Linked DNA regions of Homo sapiens: region 2 is linked to region 1. Evidence: read pairs that join two places in POLR2A ChIA-PET (ENCODE). Cell type or tissue: PC-9. All regions are shown on one strand.

What was found. Peaks named below come from ENCODE experiments on the same cell type or tissue, not always from the same donor. Only the 100,000 strongest peaks of a DNase experiment are listed, where the experiment ranks them.
Region 2: POLR2A ChIA-PET joins it to region 1 with 6 read pairs; 1 of 35 experiments calls an interaction of 5 or more read pairs at or near these places.

The regions. Positions count from the first base shown.
Region 1 is chr2:44,894,273-44,896,772 of GRCh38, forward strand. No RefSeq gene overlaps it. Among named protein-coding and RNA genes, the nearest start is that of LINC01833, 44 kb to the right of the region's middle. In PC-9, no CTCF peak of the experiment used is centred here; a DNase peak (open chromatin) is centred at 1,009.
Region 2 is chr2:44,746,217-44,748,716 of GRCh38, forward strand. All of the region lies in intron 8 of CAMKMT (calmodulin-lysine N-methyltransferase), which reads left to right. Among named protein-coding and RNA genes, the nearest start is that of LINC01833, 190 kb to the right of the region's middle. In PC-9, no CTCF peak of the experiment used is centred here; DNase peaks (open chromatin) are centred at 505 and 1,245; H3K4me3 peaks cover 1,897 bases; H3K27ac peaks cover 2,500 bases.

The DNA.
Region 1 (2,500 bases):
GACTGAAAGTATTGTCTGAGGACATCACGAATAACGCAGGCAGAATGAATCAAAGAGAAATCAATGGTCCTAAAAATAGCAAAGAGACGTTCCCAGAATAAAGTCTTAATGGGAAAAAAAGGGGGTTGAATGATGTGTTATATTGTAAAAAGTCAAATGTTTTAAAAATGTCTATATAGAAAGATGAGTGATCAGCTTATAACAGAGTGACATCCAGGCTGAGAAGGTCCTGGAATCCAGCCTGGGAAGGGCCCACTGGGAGAGAACTTGCCCTTCTTCTGTTAGCTGCAACTTCTTTCTAGTACCTTGGGGGAAGAAAACCATGGGGAAGGTGGTCATCTTCTGATAATAAAAATCACCTAGGGCCCGGGCTCAGTGGCTCACATGTGTAATCCTTGCACTTTGGGAGGCCGAGGTGGGTGGATCACCTGAGGTCAGGAGTTTGAGGCCAGCCTGGCCAACATGGTGAAACCCCATCACTACTTAAAAAAAAAAAAAAAAAAAAAGAATTAGCCGGGCATGGTGGCAGGCACCTGTAATCCCAGATACTCAGGAGGCTGAAGCAGGAGAATTGCTTGAACCTGGGAGGTGGAGGTTGCAGTGAGCTGAGATCACGCCATTGCACTCCAGCCTGGGTGACAAGAGCTAAACTTCATCAAAAAGAAAAAAAAATCACCCAGGTAATAAGGAGCATGCAGCCATGACAAGGTTTATTTGTGCACACACACACACATACACGCTCACCTGCTCTAGTTTTTATTGTTGGGTCCGTTGTATTGTGTTACACTGTGTTGCATTGAATTGTGTGGGTTTGGTTGGATTTCATTGAACTGTGCTGAATTTGAGATTGTACTCTGTGTGGGTGTAAAGCAGGTGAATATTCCCATTTTCAACCAAAGAGTGTGAATCTTTAGATAAGAATCTTGAAATTTGAAGAAGAGCCAGTTTGCCAGGGTTCTTTAGAATTCTTTCTGGCCTTGCTCTCTTGGGTAATGACTCAGAAGCTTAGAGAAAACATTAGCAAGAAAGTTATCTTACTCCTGAAGATAATATTATTGTTGCCAAGCTAGCTAAAGTAATGGACCTTTACTGGCATTAGTAACCTAATGACCAAACACGGTTGGCAGGTTTTATTGGCAACGTACAGTGTATGTGGAGGCCCATATGGAGAGTTTTTAAGGTGTAACATGGGAGACCTTCATACCCATTAGTAAGCTTTCAACTTCAAGTAACAGAAGATCTAGCAGTAGTTTAATGATAACAATGTTTATTGTTTATTCAAAATAAGTCCAGAGGTTGGTGGTCTAGGGGTTGGTTTAACAACCCAGTACTGTCATCAGGGACCAGGCTTTTGGCATCCCTTATTTCATTGTCTTGAATATCTTGGTTTTTGTCCTCAAGTTATTGCCTCATCGTTACAAGATGGCTGCCACTGCTTCTTAAGACGTGCAAGGAAAGGAAAGAAGGGGGCAAAAAGGTTTCTTCCTTGTGCTGTTCTTTTGCCAGGGAGGGAATATTTTCCCAGAAGCCCCCCTAGATTTTCCTCCACATCTAGAGACAGGGGAGAGGACAGAAGTTCTGAGGTCAGACTCATATCCAGGTTCTTACACTTATCACCTGTGTGAACCTGAGCAAGTTCTCTGCACCCAAAAAAATGTCAAAATAATAGTGCCTATCTCTAAGGTTGCCATGAGAATTAAAGGGTCAATATACATAAAGGTCTCAGAACAGTGCCTGGTATATAGCACATATACAATACGTGTCAGCTATTATTTTTAGTAACATTGTCACCATTCTCATTTTATTGGCTAGATCTGGGTTGTAGGTACAAGAGTGTCTCTCAACTCAGAGGCTATGAGGGTAGATATATCAACAAGGATTCAAATCTTTCAACCAAAAATCACAGGCAAAGAACACCTTAAGTATTTGACTTCTGATACTTTATTTTATTTTTTTCTGAGATGGAGTCTCACTCTGTCACCCAGGCTGGAGTGCAGTGGTGCGATCTCAGCTCACTGCAAGCTCTGCCTCCTGGGTTCACGCCATTCTCCTGCCTCAGCCTCCTGAGTAGCTGGGACTACAGGCGCCCACAACCATGCCTGACTAATTTTTATATTTTTAGTAGAGACCGGGTTGCGCCGTGTTAGCTGGGATGGTCTCGATCTCCTGACCTCGTGATCCACCCGCCTCGGCCTCCCAAAGTGTCGGGATTACAGGCGTGAGCCACTGTGCCCGGCAACTTCTGATACTTCAGTCCAAGAATTTGATGCTCAAATAATTTTCCTAGTTAGCAGCTCACTGGGAACTAGGCTGGAGGAAAACAGATGAAAGAGAAGCCCCCAGGAGGCAGAGAGCTGAGGGCAGGGGATCTCAAACAAAAGCCATGCGGTCAAACTTGGCCAGCTTTACAGTTCTGTCCAGTGTGAAGGAAGTATTCAAAGGATATACTGTTATCGACTTCACATATGACTATCCTCTGCAGAGTTACAAGGACAGTACA
Region 2 (2,500 bases), 150 kb before region 1:
CGTTTCCAGCAAGGGTGGCATTGTCTGATTCCCTGAATAGCTAACCAGTGGTACTGCTTGATCCCATTTACATGAAAACAAGCTCTATTCACAAACCTATTCCAAACCCACATTGTGGTTCAAGTAAAATGCACATGATTACAACAAATGGTGATATGTTTATGTTCTTAAATCATTCATATATTCAGATATTTACATTCAAACATTCAAAAACCTGTAGGCAGTGGGGGAAATAACTTATTTCCCAGAAGAGACAGTCTGTTAGTTCACAACTAAATTTAGTAGCTCAACTAGATTATAAAATAAAGAGGCAAACTGTGAAAGCTAGTCATTATTTCACCATTCAGCATTTTTGACAATGAAAAATAGTTTCATGGTTCAGCAGTTCCTAAATAACTTGTAAAATGTCAACTTTGAAATAAACAGAAGGAAAAAATGAGGTGCAGCCATACCTGCAAAAGGATGCTATTGACAAACATCAAAATATTAGAATATTTAACCACAGGTGTAGAAAAAAAACCTGCCTATTAAGTTCCTCAGTTGACTTGTTTAATGTTGAGTTTAATATAAGGATTCCTTTCTGCTGGAATGCAGTCCAGCCTGGTCCTTGCTGAGTTAGAATAGTGAGTGATTGTTAATTTTAAGCCTGCCTTTCCAGACTCCTGTTCAATCACAATATAATCTAAGGGTCTGGAAGTAAGATGTTTTTTATCCAATGAACGCTTTCATTCAGTGTTTGAACGGCCCTCCAGTTTATTGTAGCTCTGCAAAAATAGAAATGACTCTGTGCATTTGAATTCTCAAAAGGCTTAGAAAGCATATCTGAAATGCCACCCATACCCTGACCGGCCCATTGAGCTGGGTATGCAGGACAATCAGCACATCTGTGTGCCTGCAGCCCGAGACTTTGGAAAGAAATAAGGGAAAGTACATTGGCCTGTAGCAACCCACCCCGATTGCTCTCTCAGCGTTTTTGCACTTGCTATATACTCTAAATTGTTTCTTTTTTTTAGTCCTTTTTACTTTGCTCTAAATGATGAAAAATGTTTGATTTTTAAGCTGATTTTGTGAAAATTTTTTTCCCTCAAAATGGAAATACTGTAGGCTCTAGAATTTGTTTTCTTTCAGATGCTGTGATCATGGACAGCTCCAAATCACAACTCACGGAAGTTTACACCTGAAAATATCTTTCGCCCAAATATAGTCAGCCCTTTCACCTGACACCTGAGAAGACTCAGTCCCAGAGAAAATACATGAATCACCCAAGATTGCTCAACTAAAGGGGTAGAGCCAAGTAAAATTAGAATACAGCATTATTCTGAGCTCTCATAAAAATCAGTTGGTAAATACTGAAAGAGGTCATTCCTTTGCTGAAGTTAAATCTAAAACAGTGACTTTAACTCAGCACATTTCACATTGAAAATTACATAGGGGTCTTCCTTTCTGTGGCTATTGACAGAGAAAAATGTCTCCTTGTTCTCTGCACTAATTAACTTCCCTATGAGAGGAATTACAGATGCTCTGCAGTCTGCATGAAACTGATTCTAAGGGAGGTGATGAAAATGGTCTGGCACCTTTCCTTTGTTGGAAAATCTGTGATTCAGATCAATGGAAGAAAGCAAGTGTTGATCCACAAGTGAATTATATAGAGGTCTGTGTGTCTGTGTGTGTGTGTGTGCATGGGTGCCCTTTAATGGTCAAACTAGACTGCCAATGTATTTTGATCAGTAACTGAAGTGAGAGTTAAAATGGTATCTCTGTCCCCATCACTGACCCACTCAGCCTTTTTTAATAGATCCACTTAAGCTACTGCTGTTCTCTCAGCCCATTAAGACTTATTTAAGGGGTGAATTTTCAGGAGATTATATATCATTCCCTCTAAAACACATTGAAATTGCTCAGATGACATACTCTACAAAGTGTTATAAATTCTGCATCAGAGCTAAGTAGCAAGTGAGCTTACTTGGAATAAAGATCTATTAGAGAACTACAAAGAATTAATTTTGGGAAATTTGATTTGGAGAGATGGAGTAGACAGCATTACCTTTCAAATAAGTCTGTTTGGAATGTGTGCCGTGTGTTAAGCTGTGATGTTAACATCTTTGTAATCCTGACCAACTTTAAGGGGAAATAGCACTTTATAAGGGCATGTTTGAAGCTCAGTTCTTAAGGTGCTGTTCATTTTTTTTTTCTAACGATCTTACCGGTTTTAGGATGCACAGATATAAACCGAGTGTGGTCCTTTGCTTAAATGCCGCATGTCCCAACCAGCCAGGTTTCCCGTAGGCCTGGGTAACTGACAGAGATATTTTCCTACAATCATAATCTTCTTTTAAAAATCCAGAATGCTTAATTATTAAAACTCAAGATATTGGGCCAGACGCGGTGGCTCATGCCTGTAGTCCCAGCACTTTGGGAGGCCGAGGCGGGCAGATCATGAGGTCAGGAGATCGAGACCATCCTGGCTAACACGGTGAAACCCCATCTCTACTAAAAATAA